2 separate regions of the Homo sapiens genome follow, and region 2 is linked to region 1. Evidence: read pairs that join two places in POLR2A ChIA-PET (ENCODE). Cell type or tissue: OCI-LY7. All regions are shown on one strand. Links, peaks and the distances in the headings refer to the core of each region. The heading gives the core; the rest is flanking DNA. Region 1 holds the start of ESPL1 (extra spindle pole bodies like 1, separase). Region 2 overlaps CSAD (cysteine sulfinic acid decarboxylase).

Region 1 (2,898 bases), core at 222-2,721:
TTCACCATGTTGGCCAGGATTGTCTCGATCTCCTGACCTCGTGATCCGCCCGCCTCGGTCTCTCAAAGTGCTGGGATTACAGGCGTGAGCCACCGCGCCCGGCCTTTTTTTTGGTTTTCTTTTTTGAGACAGAGTCTTGCTCTGTCACCCAGACTGCAGTACAGTGGCGGGATCTCAGCTCACTGCAACCTCCGCTTCCCGGGTTCAAGCGATCCTCCCAAGTAGCTGGGACTACAGGCCCCCGATGCCACAGCAGCTAATTTTTGTATTTTTAGTAGAGATGGGGTTTCACCATGTTGGTCAGGCTGGTTCTCAAGTGATCCACCCACCTCGGCCTCCTAAAGTGCTGGGATTATAGGCGTGAGCCACCGCGCCCGGCCTTCTTTTCTTTCTTTTTACAAAAATAATCTTCCCTGCTAGATTCTCAACTCATAAAAGAGCTCTATGATGATGGAGAAGGATGAGTTATCCAGTAGAGTTCATCAGCGACAAGCTGATAACCACTTTTGAGCTGAATTCTTTGGTGGAGGAAGGAAAGAGACAGCTGAATCTGTGTTTGGGGAAGTGGTTAGTACTTAAAAACATAAGCCATTAAAGACTGTGAAATATCCCAGGGAATGAATTTCCATAGTTCTTCCTGCTACTCACAACTCCCACCCCACCCCACTACCCTCTCTCCCCCATCGAAGAGCACCAGATCTTGTCTTTCTCATACAACCAATAGAAGGAGTAAGGCTGGAAGGCAGAGAGAGAGCTGGAGGTCGCTACGGGTACTCATTGTAGTTCCCCTAGAAAACCATCTTTAAAATAATTTCGTAGGAAGTTGGGCGTGGCGGTGCACGCCCGTAGTCAGCACTTTGGGAGGCTGAGGTGGGAGGATCACTTAAGCCCGGGAGTTTGAAGCTGCAGTGAGCTGTGATCACGCCACTGCACTCCAGCCTGTGTGTCAGAGCAAGACCCTATCAAAAAAAAAATTCGTAGAAGTCTAAGCCCTTTTTTTCTAGTAACCCAAACCGCGTGAGTTCCTAAGTTCTTTTTGTTATTTCTCTTCTCTTGAAACTTAAACTCTTGCCTGAGCTCTGAAGATAAAGGAGGAAAAGGGGTGGCATTACCGATAGCGACTAAGCGACAGGTAGCTGAGAAACTGAGCTCTGACTGGAAAAAAGGGGGAAACCCGCACCCCCAAGAGGCCCTAACGCGCAGAGCAGCAAGACCCTCCGGGGCGCCGCGGGAGCGCGCAGCGCGGCGGGTAAACTACAACTCCCAGCGTGCCGCGCGCCCGGCGTTGCGCCGCGCCCGCTGATTGGCAGCCGCGGATATTTGAAAGGAGGGTCTGGCGCGGAAAACGAAGGTTACATTTTGGATCCTCGCGGAGTACTGGTCAGGCGGTTAAGTCCTGTACCTAGGAAAGAGGGCGAGCTCTGGGGCGGTAAGGCCGGAAGGGACTCGTGAGCGTGGGTACGTGCTGAAGTGAAGGGGATCCCCAGCGCTGACGCGAGGAGAGGCGTGGGTGGCTCCTGGAGGGAGTGTCGGGAGGCCTTGGGACTGCCCCGGGCCGCTGAAGGGCTGGGCCGAGGCCTCTGGGGTAGCGCGGCGAGTGGTGTGGTAGTGCGGTCGGGGATCTGCCCGGAGGAAGGAAGAGCGGAATCGTCCTTTTATAACGGGAGCACGGCGTCCTGGCGTGGGTTTTCTCCCCGATGAAATTTCTGATGTGATTCTTTGCCTCCTTCCACGACCTTCAGCCCTCTTCCCTTCCTCCAGTTAGCTTCATTAACAATCTTCTCTAATTGGTCTCCTTTTCCCTAGCTCTCCGGTGTCATGAGGAGCTTCAAAAGAGTCAACTTTGGGACTCTGCTAAGCAGCCAGAAGGAGGCTGAAGAGTTGCTGCCCGCCTTGAAGGTGGGGGTGCTGCCTGGCTCGGGATACACCTGGCTTTCCAAACTGAGCTGTTTTGTGTTTGCCTTTTGAAGAGATGGATAAGTAGGCGACCCTCTCTGAGTAACCCTATTTCTAGTTACTTTCTCTACCTCTTTCCTGCCTTTGCTAGCCCCATTCATATCTTTCTCTACTCCTAGGAGTTCCTGTCCAACCCTCCAGCTGGTTTTCCCAGCAGCCGATCTGATGCTGAGAGGAGACAAGCTTGTGATGCCATCCTGAGGGCTTGCAACCAGCAGCTGACTGCTAAGCTAGCTTGCCCTAGGCATCTGGGGAGCCTGCTGGAGCTGGCAGAGCTGGCCTGTGATGGCTACTTAGTGTCTACCCCACAGCGTCCTCCCCTCTACCTGGAACGAATTCTCTTTGTCTTACTGCGGAATGCTGCTGCACAAGGAAGCCCAGAGGCCACACTCCGCCTTGCTCAGCCCCTCCATGCCTGCTTGGTGCAGTGCTCTCGCGAGGCTGCTCCCCAGGACTATGAGGCCGTGGCTCGGGGCAGCTTTTCTCTGCTTTGGAAGGGGGCAGAAGCCCTGTTGGAACGGCGAGCTGCATTTGCAGCTCGGCTGAAGGCCTTGAGCTTCCTAGTACTCTTGGAGGATGAAAGTACCCCTTGTGAGGTTCCTCACTTTGCTTCTCCAACAGCCTGTCGAGCGGTAGCTGCCCATCAGCTATTTGATGCCAGTGGCCATGGTCTAAATGAAGCAGATGCTGATTTCCTAGATGACCTGCTCTCCAGGCACGTGATCAGAGCCTTGGTGGGTGAGAGAGGGAGCTCTTCTGGGCTTCTTTCTCCCCAGAGGGCCCTCTGCCTCTTGGAGCTCACCTTGGAACACTGCCGTCGCTTTTGCTGGAGCCGCCACCATGACAAAGCCATCAGCGCAGTGGAGAAGGCTCACAGTTACCTAAGGAACACCAATCTAGCCCCTAGCCTTCAGCTATGTCAGCTGGGGGTTAAGCTGCTGC
Region 2 (2,898 bases), core at 255-2,754, 110 kb before region 1:
CAATAAAAATTATCTTTGTAAACAAAATTTTAATGGCAAAATAACATTTCATCATATAGACATACTGTAATTTATTTAAACACTCTCCTAAAATCAAATATTTAGTTAGGAGAAAGTTAGTAGGTCAAAGCATATAAACATTGCGCAGGTCACTGTGGCCTAAAAAGGCTGTTCTTTTTTATTTTTTTTGGAACAGAGTCTCGTACTGTTGCCCAGCCTGGAGTGCAGGGGTGCAATCTCGGCTCACTGCAACCTCTGCCCCCTGGGTTCAAGCAATTCTGCCCCAACCTCCTGAGTAGCTGGGTTTACAGGCACAGGCCACCATGCTCGGCTAATTTTTGTATTTTTAGTAGAGACAGGGTTTCACCTTATTGGCCAGGCTGGTCTCGAACTCCTGACCTCAAGTGATCCACCCGCCTCGGCCTCCCAAAGTGCTGGGATTACAGGCGTGAGCCACTGCACCCGGCCTCAAAGGCTGGGAGGGAATGCAGTGACTCTGCGGGTGAGGGGTGGTATCAAGGCCGGCAGCAAGACAGAGAAGGCTCACAGGTCCTGGCCTAGCCGCTCCAGCTCGTTGAGGAGGAAGTCCATATCAGCACAGGTCAGTGCAGAGTTGGCCACAACCACACGGAAGAAGTTGCCCCGGGTCCCGTGGGGCTGGTAGCCAATCATCATGGAGCCCTCCTTCACCATGCGCTCCTTGAGCACGGGGGCCACCTGTGGAAGGGTGGAGAGAGATTCCAGCTGCAGCCTGGGTCGGCTGACAGGTAGGCTGGCTTCTTGTCCTGCCAGGCTTCCAGAGGTGCTTTTCCTTCCCACCCAGCCACCTTCTGGGGGTAGCACACCTTGCTCAGACCTTGACCTTGGCCTCAGTTTACCTTTCTGTCATATCTAACCTGCTTGGCCTTCGCTATCTTCTGCTTTTCTCCCCATTTCTCCTGTCTCCAAGAAATCTGTCCTGTGGGACATTTTCTGCCAAATCTTGACTTTCTCTTGATTCCTAACACTGCTTTAGTCTAACTTCAAGCCTTGGTCATCTAAGCCTTAGTCAACACCTTCTTCTCCCCTCTCTTAATTCCTGTAATATTTTTGATAATATTAATCTGTGCCCTGTGATCTAGCAAGTAATTTACAACACTGCCTTGAACACATTGCTTCCAAGTAGGTAACTCTTGCCTTATAATAACAACTCCATAAGGGCAAGAACATTTGTCCTTTCAGATCATCTGCAGCACCTAGTACCACTCTATCTTTAGGGACCAGGATATAACACAGCTCCTCGCCTCCAGATGGCACTTCTAGACTGGCTTTCTCGGGTTGCTGTGTCCCTAGCACGGGTAATAAGGCTTTTCCATGATCATTCTGCCTCATATCTGTCCTGGGCCTGAGTTCCCAGCCCAATTGCCAGCACAAGGCTCTGTGTACTACACACTGGTGACTTCTCTGACTTCTCCTGTAACACACGTCGCTGCTTCTTACTTCCCAGAAACATACCTTCCTCCCCATCCCCACCCCTACCGAAAAGAGAGCATCCACGCCTCAGAGCAAGAGACCAGCAAGGAGACCTGCCATGCCACTCCCAGCCAACAGGGGGCAGAAGCGCATCAGTTGCATCAGCTCCCTAACGGGTAAAGAGAGCAGCACAGCACGCCTACCTTTGACAGCCTTTCGTGGTAATCTGGACTCTCCTGCTTCCCTCGCAGGCTGGGGGGTACGAACCAGAAACACACATTGACAAACTCAGGCTGAGAGGAATGAGAAAGAGGAAGGTGTGAGCTGAGAAAGGGGGACCGTTTTCCCTCTCCCTGCCCCTTTCCCCTCTCCCTGCCCTTTTCCCTCCACTAGGGCTTTAGTTGGGGCTTGGGGGCTGCAAAAGAGCTAGGCTGGGGCAGGGGCCACAAAATAGAAAGGGGTCCTACCTCCATGACTAGCTCAAACCCTTCCCGCTTCTTCATTTCCTCCACCAGGTACCTGTGAACAGAGAGTGAGAAACCATAGGCGGGGAGGAAAAGCAGAGATCCAGACAGAAGAGGCCCACGTAGAATGAGCCACAGAGAGACCGAGAGAAAAGTAATCCCGGGAGCAGGAAAGAGGGAGGGGCATGGACCCAGGAGAGGGGAACAGGGACGACCCCCCACCTCCTCCCGCCTACCGGGCAAGGACAAAGGCCTGGTCGATGCGCCGCTCCAGCCCTTGATCGCCCTGTGCCTTCCACATGAGCCACAGCTTCAGACAGTCCACACGGCGGCCACACTGCACCACCTTGTCTCCCGTGTCCAGAGCCACATCGTAGAACTTGTCCTGCTGGAAAAGGTAGCTGGCCTGGGACCCATGGCAGCGCTTGAGCAGGTTCTGTGTGGGGGTGAGGAGATTGTCAGACCCTACCCTCTCCACCGAGGCTTTCCTCCAGGGCTGCACTGTGGGGGTCTTAGCTCAGGATACCCTCTTCTTTCCCTGGAGCCAGATGGCACTGCTGGGACGGCTGCCTGCTGGCTCCAACACCTTTCTTTGGGTTTCCTCCCAATACCCAGGGTTCTTCCCAAACTCTGATGGCAACCTCAAGCTAGAAACTCCAGGATACCTCTGACTCCAACTTCAAGCTGGAAACTTTTCTTTTAAGAGAGGCCACTGGGGGAGTGAAGGAGCCTAATACAGGTTAGGGTGGTAGCTGAGATGCAGCTTCAGAAGGGATGGTAAAGAGAATAGAGAAAGGCCTGAACTTTATCTAAGGTGGGATAGAGAAGGCAGAGCTCCAGAGAGAGGTGGGGCTGGTGCAGGGGCAGGGGCAGACCCACCGAGGTATCCTGGAGAAGAAGTGCAGAGCATTGCAGGCCTGCTGCGAGGAGCTTGTGGGGATTCCAGGCCACAGAGTCAGCCCTGGATGGGGTGGAGCAAAGG

Evidence for each region. Peaks named below come from ENCODE experiments on the same cell type or tissue, not always from the same donor. Only the 100,000 strongest peaks of a DNase experiment are listed, where the experiment ranks them.
Region 2: POLR2A ChIA-PET joins it to region 1 with 13 read pairs; 12 of 35 experiments call an interaction of 5 or more read pairs at or near these places.

What each region holds. Positions count from the first base shown.
Region 1 is chr12:53,266,949-53,269,846 of GRCh38, forward strand. ESPL1 (extra spindle pole bodies like 1, separase) reads left to right here and starts at 1,351. Exons shown (of 31, transcript NM_012291.5): 1 at 1,351-1,429; 2 at 1,807-1,899; 3 at 2,076-2,898. The coding sequence starts at 1,819. RefSeq lists enhancers at 1,288-1,657, 1,718-1,797. In OCI-LY7, for the core only: CTCF peaks have their summits at 1,158 and 1,361; DNase peaks (open chromatin) are centred at 1,233 and 1,863; H3K4me3 peaks cover 2,165 bases; H3K27ac peaks cover 1,558 bases.
Region 2 is chr12:53,157,968-53,160,865 of GRCh38, forward strand. CSAD (cysteine sulfinic acid decarboxylase) reads right to left here. Exons shown (of 17, transcript NM_001244705.2): 13 at 2,796-2,877; 14 at 2,153-2,352; 15 at 1,920-1,971; 16 at 1,656-1,745; 17 at 1-717. The coding sequence ends at 544. Among named protein-coding and RNA genes, the nearest start is that of ZNF740, 21 kb to the right of the region's middle. RefSeq lists enhancers at 586-1,086, 1,460-2,087. In OCI-LY7, for the core only: a CTCF peak has its summit at 1,567 (motif pointing right); DNase peaks (open chromatin) are centred at 1,294 and 1,604; H3K4me3 peaks cover 321 bases.